Regions from separate parts of the Homo sapiens genome. Here region 1 is linked to region 2. A link is a loop called in an ENCODE intact Hi-C map of the cell type or tissue named here. Cell type or tissue: HCT116. All regions are shown on one strand. Links, peaks and the distances in the headings refer to the core of each region. The heading gives the core; the rest is flanking DNA. Region 1 overlaps HIPK2 (homeodomain interacting protein kinase 2). Region 2 has its middle 17 kb from the start of KLRG2.

Evidence for each region. Hi-C counts contacts between places; a loop is a spot of excess contacts. Peaks named below come from ENCODE experiments on the same cell type or tissue, not always from the same donor. Only the 100,000 strongest peaks of a DNase experiment are listed, where the experiment ranks them.
Region 1: it touches region 2 in a loop (6-fold over the local background); 37 of 110 quality-filtered maps call a loop at or near these places.

Annotation. Positions count from the first base shown.
Region 1 is chr7:139,615,161-139,622,173 of GRCh38, forward strand. HIPK2 (homeodomain interacting protein kinase 2) reads right to left here. Exons shown (of 15, transcript NM_022740.5): 7 at 5,241-5,403. It overlaps LOC105375530 (a long non-coding RNA gene), which reads left to right. Exons shown (of 4, transcript XR_001745383.2): 4 at 303-393. Among named protein-coding and RNA genes, the nearest start is that of CLEC2L, 95 kb to the left of the region's middle. RefSeq lists an enhancer at 5,731-5,790. In HCT116, for the core only: CTCF peaks have their summits at 3,892 (motif pointing right) and 5,882 (motif pointing left); DNase peaks (open chromatin) are centred at 3,921 and 5,861.
Region 2 is chr7:139,496,690-139,503,702 of GRCh38, forward strand. It overlaps the pseudogene ST13P17. Among named protein-coding and RNA genes, the nearest start is that of KLRG2, 17 kb to the left of the region's middle. In HCT116, for the core only: a CTCF peak has its summit at 3,477 (motif pointing right); a DNase peak (open chromatin) is centred at 3,512; H3K4me3 peaks cover 1,203 bases; H3K27ac peaks cover 466 bases.

The DNA of each region.
Region 1 (7,013 bases), core at 1,191-6,190, 120 kb after region 2:
ACAGGAGCACATGCAACAGGCGGAGAGCAGGGCCGAGGAGGGGCTCAGGACTATGGGCAGTACTGTTTACAGATGTCCTTAGATGGCTGCAAAGCTTAGAGAAGTACAGGAGATGTATGCAGAGAGGGAGAGGGACATGTTGAGCCTGGGGCTTTGTGTCTGCATCCCATGCATTCATGTTGGTATGCAGTGACAAAGCCTGGCAGATAGAAAAGATGCTGGTGTGTCCAGATAACTGAAATGGAGGTGGCTTTGACAAACACAAGCCATTGACATTATGTCCTCTTGCCTTTCTTTTTCAGAAAAAGACATCACTTGAGACTGAACTTGCATGAAAAATGAGGCTGTATAAGGAAAATAAATTCCAACTTTGGAATTCTCCAGTTTCCCCTATCTTAGCCTTCATACTGATCCTTTAGCAAGATAGGTGGTTACCAGTGGTTTCACATTCAGCACTGTCTACAAGAGGTTTTGCCTCTAGAAGTTACAAGGACCAGGGAATACATAGGAAGAAACCACGAAGATATCTTGGACACAAATAGAATTTCAAGTAGGGTGTGTATGGATGTCACATTTGATAAAAAGGACAAAGTCTTATTTTACATATGTTTTCTATACTTAGATTTTGTGCTAAATTTCATTGCAAAGCAAATTGATTTGTTTGAAAATAATCACGAAATTGAGTGGCACAGATGTCTGATTTTAAGCCACATATTTTAAAGTGGGTGTGCTTTTGCAGCGTCGCATAGTCTGCTTGGGACACGTGTGTACATATGTGGGCATCAGTGTCTGTGTTTTGTCAGATGACATGACTTGTATTTCCTGTTTTCTCCATATCGCGATCTCTTCCGGAGGCTTCTTCCCCCTCAACCCTCCACATTCCCCATGGTCTGCTCATATCTAGACTCCCCCCAGCCCTTAGCCCCTGTGGGTGTCCCTGCTGGGGGTCCTGGCACCTGTATCCTCTAGGTTCCCAAACTTCTGCTCGGTGGTTCCACTTTCTTGCCAGCCACTGCTCCTGCTGCTGCTTCCTTCCTGATGTCCCTGGAATCCACTGACTCTTTTCAGTTGTGACTTCCTGGTGCCTGGGACCTATAAGGCCCTGACTAGAAATGTTCTGGTCTCTACTTCCCTTCCAGCCTTCTTGAGCACAGAGGGTAGATCATTCTTTCCACAAGACACCTTTGTGCATGTCAGCACCCCTGCTCCAAAATCCCAATTACAGCTTGATGAACATGGTATGCGCCTGGTCTAGTGCCCTGTTTTCCCTGGTTTGGCCAACCTTACCTTCTAGACTTATCTCCCTCTGCTCTCCACTCTTCTGACACCAAGATTAGTTTACTCATTGTTTTCCAAGCATACTGTGAGCACAGGCCTTTCCCTTCATACAAGCTCTCTGACCCATAGCATTCTCTCCAAGCCTTTGGGCTTTAAGGCCTAGCCTGGGTCCCACATGCCCCATTGTGAAACCCTTTCAGACACCATTAATGGAAATGAATTGCTCCTTCCTTTGCTATCACACAGTACAATATAGCCTTCTAGCCCAGCTCCTGTTACAATCTGCCTTACAGTACAGTTGGTCTTTCCAGCCTAAAGTCTCCTGGGAGGGAGGGGCTGTGTCTTAGTGGTGTTTTCCTCCAGCCTGCAGTGGTCTCTCCTTCCTCTCGATTCTGTAACACATAATCTGTTTGTCTACCTGGCCCCTAGTACATGCTATTCTGCATTTTGATTAAACTATTTTTGCTTACAGCCTGTCTCACCATGGAGACCATGAGCTCCTTGAGAGGCTGAATCTTCCAGCTCTGTAGACTCAAGGACAAATGGCACTTGTGTCCTGATATGGACCCAGTCTCCAGTGTGACCATCAGACATGCATAAGGTTTTCCCCTAGTTTCGAACCCTGCTTAAGGACCAGTTGAAGAAGCCCATGTGAGGGCAACAAAAAGTTTTCTACTTCTGTATATCCTCCTTTAGCTCTCAGAAAGGTAGCTAGCCTATCACTTGCCAGAGAGGAGCACACAGAGAACTGGGAAGAGCTCTTGCAGCTGACAGATAGTAATAACAAGAAAAAACAAGTTAAAAAAAATCAGAGACTGGGGTCTTGCTATGTTGCCCAGGCTGGACTTGAACTCCTGACTCAAGTGGTCCTCCCACTTCAGCCTTCCAAATAGCTAGGATTACAGGTGTGCACCACTGTGCCTAGTGAAAAAGCAAGTTTATTGATGACACAGGTTTTCCAAAAATGGAAGAAGTGATTCCTGGAAGCAGTTGTAGTAGACGTTCAAATGGTTCCAGAAGGAAGGGGTTTGAGCTTGGTCTATAAACTCAAATTCAAATTCTTGGTAGAAGGCTAGGTCCAAATAATAGAATTCCACGGAAATGTTAGAGAAGTTGCTGATCCACATGATAAACAAGGAATAGCTGAGAGAAGACTTATTATTCAACATGTTACCAACTGGGTAACCTGAAAGTTTTAGAAAGTAGAGGAAGTCAGCTGCCTTGAGACTTAACGGGTTATGAATTATTGACCCAGCTTCCTTGAGACCTAAAAGATTGTAGATTCATGATCATTTGGGAAATGGTTCTTTGGTTAGTCTACTGGATATATGTTAAAGGTAGCAAGAGATTCTTTAAGTAGTTTAATGTCCTTCAACTTCTAACATAAAACTATGCATATATTGTATTGCTTCTAAATATCTAAATGGGCAAACAGCTCCAAGGAGCTCATGTAGAAAGCTAGCTACTAGAACCAGCAATGAACAGAAGAAGTCTTGTTGGATTTAAAGAGCAGACATCACCTAGGAAAGGCATTTGGGGACCTCCATAAGACTTACTTAAGACTTACTTATGCTGCTGTGTATGTATATTTTAAGAGTCCAGACTCTGAAGCCAGATTGCTGGCTGCAAAGCCTAAGCCCACCTCTCATGAACGAGCAAGGGCCTTGGGTAAGAGAATTAATCACTCGGTGCCTCAGTTTCCTCCTCTAAAATGGAAATGATAATAATAAAACCTATCTCACAACGTTGCTGGGAGGATTAAGAGTTATGGTACGCTTAGTAAAGCCTGGCACATAATAAGTGTTAGCTATTAGTAATGATGTTATTTAATAACAACAGTATCAGTGGAGGGAAAGCATGCCTTAGTGCTTAAGGCTAGGTGTGTCCTGAGTAATTTTTTTTTCCTGATGTATTCAAAAGTAGGGAGTAGTAGAATCCAATGCAAGAGAACAGAAATCCTGTTCTTGGACCCTTTGCTTTTGTGGGATGTCATTTTCCCTTACCCACGACTCTGGCCCAAGCATCACACTAAGTTACCAGCTACTCCTACTTCACCCCAGTCCCAAGCCAGATCTGGATGGTCTCAGTGCCGTGGAGAAGACGGGTGTTCTTATTTGACAACTGCCTTTTGATGAGCAACCCTTTTAGTTTTGCAGAGTCTTTGCGACACCCTTTGGAGTGGATATGCTGGCTGTCATATCACCAGCAAGATGGCGGTGGCCCCCCACCCCGCGTCTGGTCAGGGACCACAGTTCTCCAGCCTGGCAGAAAGACATCCATGGGAAGGACAGCCTGCTGGGGAGACTCCACTTGACATGACGCCTGCATTGGAGGGGTGCTCCTTCCTCCTGTTTCACAGATGCCTTTGATACCTGATGGGGCAGATGTTAGATGGGGACAGGTAGTTTGGGGTTAGGGAGTTAAGACCAGGTGCCTCATGAGGGCTGGTGGGAGAAACAAATGTCTTCAAGGAGGTAATGAACAAAACCATGCTGATTTTTGTCAAGAAGCTCACAGGTCTGGCTATGGATGCTTTAGCCTTAGGGCTGGGCAAGGTTAGTTTTCGGACTCCCAACAGCTCTTTCACCCTAAGGAGAGCTTCAAGAATGCAAACGGCCCCCAGAGGGCAGCAGATACCAGGTGGTGTCTCCTAGAATTTGGGCAAAGGGAGATGGCAGGCTGGGAAGAAAAGCTAGGCCTGAGCAGGCCAATGTGCCACAAGGATGGCCTAGGGGAAAAGGGTGGGAAGGGGAGCGGCTGAAAAGCAGGGGGCAGTGACTCTTCAGTGACAGGAGGGACCTTTCAAAAAGAATGGACATAAGGTATTCACATTTCAGGTACACACACATCCACACAGAAGTCTTTTCATTCCAGATTGATATTAAGAACAAAAATCTGGGGGCCCTTCTTTAGGGGAACTAGGAGGATTGAAAGATGGGAGTAGGAGTTACAGTTTCTTAGACACTAGAGGCAGTCTCAGCTCAGACTTGGAGATTATTCATTCAATAAATATTGCCTGGGTGTCATCCAAGTTTCAAGCAGTATGTTAGCTGCTCCTTCTGCCAATTTCCTGGAAATCTGTGGGAAGAAAACCTTAGCTTCCTGATCCCATTTAGTTCCAGCTGCTGGGATTCTGGTGACAGGCTGATGAACTGATTTTCTCCATGACTCGGAGAAAGGACAGGGTTTATCTGTCCCAAAAGGAGATCAGGTAGATCCAGCCATGTGGGGACGAGGGGAAGGGCCTGAACTGGGTGATTCCCTGAGTCCTTCCCAGTTCTAGAATCTTTATTTTTTTTAGATTAAATCCATGTTTCCATGATCTTTTTCTTTGTTTTTTGAGACGGGGTCTCACTCTGTCCCCTAGGCTGGAGTGCAATGACATAATCATAGTTCACTGTAGCCCTGAAGTCCTGGGCTCAAGCACTTCTCTCACCTCTGCCTCCTGAGTAGCTGAGACTATAGGCATGCACCACCATACCCAGCTAATTTTTTGTATTTTCTGTAGAGATGGCGTCTCACTGTGTTGCCCAGGCTACTCTTGAACTTCCTGGCTTTAAGTGATCCTCCCACCCTGAACTCCCAAAGTGCTGGGGTTATAGGCATGAGCCACTGTGCCTGGCCAGTTCTAGAATTCTTTACCAGGCACATATCAGGCATAAAAGGATCATAGCACCCCCTTCCCCCTATTCCCACATCAGGACAGAGGAAAGCAGTAAGGGGAACCATCTCAGAAAGAATGGCCCTCACCAGTCCTTTCTGGGACCTGTCAATGGGGCCAGAAGTCAACACAAAATGTGCCTGGGTCCCTCAAAGGAAATAACCTTGGATGCAAATACTTTGTTTAGTTGTTGAACATGACAGCAGGAATTTTGCCTCCTGACTAGGTATGATGGAAAATACAAGTCCTGAGGCTCACACTGTGCAGCCCCGCCTCTCCTTCCCTTCTGTTTCCCACTTACCTGGTTGTGGACAGTGGTCAGCTGGTTGTTAAAGGTCATGGTCAGGTTGGTGGACGTGCTGGGGGCCACGTGCGTGATGAAAGGGGTTTTGCTCTGGTTCACCGTGTCATACATATTCACCCGACGCTTGCAGATCTCCATGTTCTGGAAACATGATTTGACGCTGTTCATGCAAAAGGCAGAGGCATATTGAGACATAAGGGGAGGGGAAGAGGGTAACGTGGGATGAAGGGGAGAAAACAAAGGAAAGGAGAGAAGGGTTAATTCAGTAAACAGGACAAGCAGGGAAACTAAACTTTAGGTCTAAGTTTCTTGGATTGCTTGTGCAAAGCCTGTGCATTTGCAACAGGCACGGTTATTCAGATGAATTTTCTCCAGTGCCCTACTACCCTTTCTCCATATAGGTTCTATATATCACAACAAAACTGACTGCTCACACTGCATTCTCACATCAGGTCCACCTGCAGCATCACTGCTCATTCTCAACTCTCAGCCTGGTTTCTGGCCCACAAACCAATGTATAAGCTCTCTGAATGGGAACATTAACTAGTCACTTATAACCCGCCTCCACCTTTCCCAAAGACAACCCTTGTAGTCACCTGCTTCAGCTACCCTGGGTCACCAGCACCACCTAGGGGACGGCCAAGGAACTCTCCAACCCAGTATGGTGACCCTATTGCCACACTTTCTCCCACAGGGGTTGTGCAGGTAGGTAATGGAAACAGTAATAATACTAATAATTAATAATAGTGGTTAACATTTATTAGTGTCCTAATAATAATACTCTGCAACCTCTCACTCGGTCCGGCAACATCCATAAGACGGAGACATGATTCTCGTCCCTACTTCACGAGTAAGGCTGAAGCTTAGGGAGGTAGGGAGTTTGCCAAGGATAGGTAATCACTGGCTACCTTCGTGTATACACATACGTCCTCTTTCACCAACTTCAGCCTTCATTTTCTTGTCTAAGTCTTGTCCAGCTACATGAAATAGAAATTTTCTCCTTTTCTTCCCCCATTGCATCTGTGTATCAAAACAAAACCCCAACTACAAAAGTAAAGTATAAAAGTGGTGCTGAAACCAGCATCAGGGAAAAGGAAAGCCACAAGTGGCTTCAGCCACCCAAATTCTTGAAAATCGACCAAAAAGTGTCCTTCAGAATTTATACAGCGCTTCTCATTCATTTCTTGTAGTTAAACTTACTTTTCCTCAAATGCTAATATTCAAGATAATAAAATCCCTTTTAGTCTGGGTGGGGTGGCTCACGCCTTAATCCCAGCACTTTGGGAGGTCAAGGTGGGTGGAGTCCAAGAGCTCAAGACCAGCTTGGACAACATAGGGAGATCCTATTCTCTACAAAAAAAATATAAAAATTAGCTGGCTGTGGTGGCACGTGCGCATGGTCCCAGCTACTTAGGAGGCTGAGGTCGGAGAATCACTTGAGCCTGTGAGGTCGAGGCTACAGTGAGTCATGATTAGGCCTCTATATTCCAGTCTGGGTGACAGGGTGAGACCCTGTCTCAGGAAAAAAAAAAAAAAAAAAATTAAAAGAAAAAGAAAAAAAACTCATTTAATTTTCAACTCAAAATGTCTATTTTAATTATAAAAAATGTAATAACTGAATGAGTAAAATAAAAGTTTTCTACTATTTTAGGATTACAAACGTGTACTACTTCAGTACTCTGTGGGTATGCTATCTTTGGGGCTAAGCAGGTGTCTGTGGGCTATTCCCAAACATCCTGTGAAAAATGCATTCCAAGTTTCAAATGACTG
Region 2 (7,013 bases), core at 1,302-6,301:
ATGACAGCACCACGCGGGGTTGAATCAGACATGTGCTTTTCAAGCAGCGAGAATATCCGGTCAGATATCTGCACAGTCCTTTGTGGTACAAGCATAACATGATCACCAGCCTGTCAAATACGAGGAGTCAGGTGGCTGGAGGAAGATGGTCACAGCCCATAAAGAGGCTTTTCTCCCGAGTAAAAGCCGCATTCGTCAGTTAGAGAAGAATAAATGTCCGATGAGGAGCCTCTGGCTTCAGGGGAAATCTACTTCAGAAAATAGTTGAGGCCGGGCATGGTGGTTCATGCCTGTAATCCCAGCACTTTGGGAGGCCGAGGCAGGTGGACCATTTGAGATTAGGAGTTCGAGACCAGCCTGACCAACATGGTGAAACCTCGTATCTACTAAAAATACGAAAAAATTAGCTGGACGTGGTGCACGCCTGCAGTCCCAGCTACTCAGGAGGCTGAGGCAGGAGAATTGCTTGAACCTGGGAGGTGGACGTTGCAGTGAGCCGACATTGCGCCACTGCACTCCAGCCTGGGTGACAGAGCGAGACTCCATCTCAAAAAAAAAAAAAAAAAGAAAATAGTTTAAATGCTTTGCTAAAATTTTTAATTTCATTTTCTAAAAGTTGGTATCTGGTTGTCCTTTTCTTAATGCAAAGTGAGAACGTTCCCTACCACAGACCCAGTGAATATGATCCAGATTATGTTGCCATGAACATGTGGTCCAAAATGCCTGCTCAGGTTTTCAGGATGCAGAGTTTCGCTTTGCTGAATTCTAAGCAGATATAAATATGTTAAGGGTGAAGAGTAGAGGAGGATCAGGGTCAGATGAATGGGAGAATGAGAAAGAAAGTTGGACCAGTTTGGGTCCTAATCATAAACATCTTGAAGCCGGACGCAGTGGCTCTTGTCTGTAATCCCAGCACTTTGGGAGGCTGAGGTGGGCGGATCACTTGAGCTCAGGAGTTCGAGAACAGCCTGGGCAACATGATAGAACCCCACCTCTATTAAAAATACAAAAATTAGCCAGGCGTGGTGGCAGGCACCTGTAATCCCAGCTACTCAGGAGGCTGAGGGAGAAGAATCGCTTGAACCCAGGAGGCGGAGGTTAAAGTGAGCTGAGATTGTGCCACTGCACTCCAGCCTGGGCAACAGAGCGAGACCCCATCTCAAAAAACAAACAAACAAACAAACAAACAAAAAAACATCATGAGGGCGTCAGACAAGTGGAAATTGTCAGCCATCACTTAGCTCTGGCTGAAGTGAACAAAACCCTTCCGTAGATGTGACCGTCTTTTTTTTTTTTTTTTTGAGACAGAGTCTCACTCTGTTGCCCAGGCTGGAGTGCAGTGGCTCGATCTCTGCTAACTACAATCCCCGCCTCCCAGGTTCAAATGGTTCTCATGCCTCAGCCTCCTGAGCAGCTGCGATTACAGGTGTGTGCTACTACACCAGGCTAATTTTTTTTTTTTTTTTTTTTTTTTAGAGACGGGTTTTGCGAAGTTGCCCAGGCTAGTCGCGAGCTCCTGAGCTCAAGTGATGCGCCCACCTCAGCCTCCCAAAGTACTGGGATTACAGGCATGAGTCACTGCCTCCGATATATAGAAGTGATCTTCTAAGGGACAAATCTAACATCTCTAACGATCTTGGGACCAAGTCCATGGATCCACTGAGGTCCACCCTCCTCCCTAAGGGAATAGACACTCCTACTACTGAGTACCCATCAGAGACACCAGGCCCCCGAGGACAAAATCATTTGCCATTTTGTGATCACGGGGGCTCAGACTGCACTTTATAAATCCACATATATAACTCTGATGGGAATTTCAAGGCCCAGCTTGGGAGATCGACCATTGTCAAGTTTAAAGCTTTGCTTTCATTGCTAACAATTCTAGTTTCGTGATGAACCTTTTACACTTCAGGAAAAATCGGTTTATTATTTCACTTGTGGGTAATGGGAGTTTCTAGGGAAGTAGTTCCAAATTGGTTTGTATATAGATTCCTTGGAAACTCCAGTAAAAGTTGGGAACCCTCTCCCTAGTAAATACCTATACATTTCAGTTTCAGGGGGTCACAACCTGAAGCCCACTCATGAACAACAACATAAGGAGCCCTGGTTCCAGGCGGGAGCTCCACCAGCTGGCTTATTGATTCCACTGCATTTTTGCCCAGGACGCTTTCACAGGCCATGGGAGGGCTGTTTTCCACCTGATTCTTCAGAGCCCCAAACTGAGATGATGGGTGACTTTTATCCAGATTTAATACCAGAGTTAAATACCCTGACTCAGCCAGCATGACAGCTAGTCTGATCATTGCACTTGAGAATGGCACACTGTGATATTCAGGCAGAAAACTTTCACATGTCTGCAGGCAAAACACATCAACTAAAACAGGCATTGAAGCTATTGTCAGTTTTGAGAGATCTTCACAATGATGATGGAGAAAATGTATTTCAAAAGTTGAAGGGGTGACCTCGGCAAAGACTGTGACGACTCAGGTGCGCTGACCAGGCCCACCTGGCCTTCTGCAGACCCTCAGTTTCTCTGGCCACTAAGCTAACTCAGGGTCTGTTTTGGCCACCAAAACCTCCTTCCCCTTGGAAGTCTCTCCCCTGCCTGGATGCTTGCGGGTTTGCTGGGTGCAGAAGGTGCTTGCTTCTTGTGGCTGTGCCTGTGGGAAGGGTGGTGGGGGGCAAGGTAGTTCTGACTAGCTCGGAGGAGACTGTTCTGGGACCTAGGAGTTCTGCTCTCCCTGTCTTCAGGGTCTATAATGGAGGTGCCCTCAGGGAGGGCAGGGGGCAGGCCTCGTAGTCACTGGTGGAGCCCCCTCTGATATCCTTGTCTCCCTGAACAGTTTTCTTTTGTTTTTGTTTTTGAGACGGAATCTGGCTCTGTTGCCCAGGCTGGAGTGCAGTGGCGCGATCTCGGTTCACGGCAACCTCCACCTTCTGGGTTCAAACGATTCTCCTGCTTCAGCCTCCCAAGTAGTTGGTATTACAGGCGTGCACCATTAAACCGGGCTAATTTTTGTATTTTTAATAGAGACGAAGATTTGCCATGTTTGTCAGGCTGGTCTCGAACTCCTGGCCTTAAGTGATCTGCCCGCCTCGGCTTCCCAAAGTGCTGGGATTACAGGCGTGAGCCACCGCACCCGGCCCCATCTCTGAACACTTTTCCCACCTGCCAACAAAAGATGGGGTTTCCTAAGCCCGCAGGACTTCCAGACAAGTCTTCTGCTCTGGAGCCGCTGGGGGCTCAGTCAACATGATCCAGTGTTTGCATCAGACCAGCCTTCCTCTGGGGAGTCGGCCCCAGGACTCGTGTTGCGGAAGAGCCAAGGGCACCCAATGATGCTCCCCACCAGGGCCCGGATGAGGTGCACTGTGGGGCCGCGGAGCTCTCCTGCGCAGACCAAAAGCCCAGAGCCGCAGCGGTGGAAGGCTTCGCGTCCGAACGTAGCAGTGCTTCCTTGTTGTCACTAGAGGGCGACCGCGCGTAACAGGAAAGCAAAGCGAAGGGGGACCTCGCTCGCACCCAGGCTTGCAGAGGCAGCGTGGGGACGCGGACTTTTTCCAAGGCGGGGGCCTTGAGGCCAGAAAGGCAACGCAAGGCTGGAGAGAGCAGGAGACTCAGGAGGTGTGACTCCTAAGAGCAATTCCGGGCCGGGCGCAGTGGCTCACGCCTGTAATCCCAGCACTTTGGGAGGCCGAGGTGGGCGGATCACAAGGTCAGGAGATCGAGACCATCCTGGCTAACATAGTGAAACCCCGTCTCTACTAAAAATACAAAAAATTAGCCGGGCGTGGTGGCGGGCGCCTGTAGTCCCAGCTACTCGGGAGGCTGAGGCAGGAGAACGGCATGAACCTGGTAGGCGGAGCTTGCAGTGAGCCGAGATCGTGCCACTGCACTCCAGCCTGGGCGAAAAAGCGAGACTACGTCTCAAAAAAAAAAGCTATTCCGGCGGGGGGCGTTGGCTCACGCCTGTAATCCCAGCACTTTGGGATGCCCAGGTGGGCCTCGGCAGCGCGCGAGCGGCGATCCAAGGGCAGAACCAGAGTGGCTCTGTGTGCTCACAGCTTGTAAATTAAATAATAACTGAAATTACATAACACAACAACAACAACAACAACAATGTATGTTTGGGAGCTTGATGTGAATTCGCTCTGCCCTGCGAATGTGCCGGGCACAGGTTCCTGGGCGTCTGCTCAGGGTTCAAGGGTCGAGGCTCTCAGAGGCCATTGGTGTCACCTGTGGGTTAATAAACTGGGAAAGAATGAAGAATGGGATGGGGCTTCAGAAAGGCTGTAACCTGTTGTTTCCAAAGCCAAACCAGGGAAAATAAAGATTTAAAGGTGTCGTGTCCTTTGCAGCAACCTGGATGCAGCTGGAGGCCATTATCCTAAGTGAATTAATACAGGAACCGAAAACAAACCAAATATGCATTATTTCACTTTTTTTTGAGATGGAGTTTTGCTCTTGTTGCCCAGGCTGGAGTGCAATGGCGCCATCTTGGGTCACGGCAACCTCGGCCTCCCAGGTTCAAGTGATTCTCCTGCCTCAGCCTCCCAAGTAGCTGGGATTACAGGCACGCACCACCACGCCCGGCTAATTTTGTATTTTTAATAGAGACGGGGTTTCTCCATGTTGGTCAGGCTGGTCTCGAACTCCCGACCTCAGGTGATCCACCTGCCTCGGCCTCCCAAAGTGCTGGGATTACAGGCGTGAGCCACCGCACCTGGCCGGTTGCATCTTCTCACTTATAAGTGGGAGCTAGACATTGGGTAATTATGGACATAAAGATGGGAACAATAGACACTGGGGACTTCTAGATGGGGGAGGGAGAAGGGCAAGGGTTGAAAAACTATAGGGTACTGTGCTCAGCACTTGGGGGAAGGAACCATTTGTACTCCAAAGCTCGGCATCACATGATATGTCCAGCTTACACACCTGCACCTGTACCCCTTGAATCTAAAATAAAAGTTGGAAAAAAGATTTAAAGGTTGCATTTTTGCCCTAATCAAAATGAAAATACAGGGCCAGGCGCGGTGGCTCATGCCTGTAATCCCAGCCTTTGGAAGGCCGAGGCAGGTGGATCGCTTGAGGCCAGGAGTTCGAAACCAGCCTGGTCAACATGGTGAAATCCCATCTCTACTAAAAATACAAAAATTATTTGAACCTAGTGGCCCGCGCTTGTAATCCCAGCTACTCAAGAGGCTGAGGCAGGAGAATCACTTGAACCCAGGAGGCAGAGGTTGCAGTGAGCTGAGATCATACCGCTGCACTCCAGCCTGGGCGACAGAGTGAGACCTTGTCTCCAAAAAATAAATAAATAAATAAATAAAAGAACCAAAATGAAAATACAGTTTTAAAACTACAGGAAACAATGATTATTCATACAACTTTGGATACCTATTTAATTGGATCATAGAATGTGAGGAAAAGAAAAAAAGAACCCTGCTTTTATCCCCTAAAATGTGAATCAAGGTCTGGGCATATTTGAAAAGCAATCTGGAGATAGCTTTCTCTAGTCTTTACCTTACCTTCATTCGCAATCCATGTTCATGTGCATCATATAATGTCAGCCCTGAAATATCTCCATGAGGTCGATGGTGCCTCACTCTGTCCCATGGGGGCTGAATTCAGGTCTCAGGTCTGGACGAGGGAAAACGCCTAATAATAATTACCAAAAGTCGCCTTCTGCACGGTCACACCGAGCCAGCGCCTGGGCCTGGAACCGGGCCGCAGCCCCTCAGCCTTGCCCACCGCCTCCCGACCATGGACCCCCGCAAAGTGAACGAGCTTCGGGCCTTTGTGAAAACGTGTAAGCAGGATCCGAGCGTTCCGCACGCCGAGAAAATGCATTTCCTAAGGGAGAGGGTGGAGAGCATGGCGGGTAAAGTACCACCTGCTACTCAGAAAGCTAAATCAGAAGAAAATACCAAGGAAGAAAAACCTGATAGTAAGAAGGTGAAGGAAGACTTAAAGGCAGACTAACCATCAAGCGAGGAAAGTGATCTAGAAATTGATAATGAAGGTGTGGTTGAACCAGGCACTGATGCCCCTCAAGAAATGGGAGATGAGAATGCAGAGATAACAGAGGAGATGATGGATCAGGCAAATGAGAAAGTGGCTGCTATTGAAGCCCTAAATGATGGTGAACTGCAGACAGCCATTGACTTGTTCCCAGATGCCATCAAGCTGAATCCTCACTTGGCCATTTTGTATGCCAAGACGGCTGGTGTCTTCGTCAAATTATAGAAGCCAAATGCTGCCATCCGAGACTGTGCCAGGCACGGTGGCTCACGCCTGTAATCCCAGCACTGGGAGGGCGAGGCAGGTGGATCACGAGGTCAGGAGTTCAAGACCAGCCCGGCCAAGATGGTGAAACCCCGTCTCTACTAATAATACAAAAATTAGCTGGGTGTGGTGGCAGGCGCCTGTAATCCCAGCTACTCGGGAGGCTGAGGCAGAGAATTGCTTGAACCCGGGAGGTGGAGTTTGCAGTGAGCTAAGATCGTGCCACTGCACTCCAGCCTGGGTGACAGAGCGAGACTCCATCTCAAAAAAAAAAAAGAAAAGAAAAGAAAAGAAAAGAAATAATTCCTGATTCAGCTCAGCCTTACAAGTGTCGAGAGAAAGCACACAGACTTTCCCTTCAATTGGATTATGATGAAGATGCTAGTGCAATGCTGAAAGAAGTTCAACCTGGGGCACAGAAAATTGCAGAACATCGGAGAAAGTATGAGCGAAAACGTGAAGAACAAGAGATCAAAGAAAGAATAGAAAGAGTTAAGAAGGCTCAAGAAGAGCATGAGAGAGCCCAGAGGGAGGAAGAAGCCAGAAGACAGTCAGGAGCTCAGTACTGCTCTTTTCCAAGTGGCTTTCCTGCGGGAGTGCCTGGTAATTGTCCCAGAAGAATGTCTGGAATGGGAGGGGGCATGGCTGGAATGGCCAGAATCCCCGGACTCAATGAAATTCTTAGTGATCCAGAGATTCTTGCAGCCATGCAGGATCCAGAAATTAT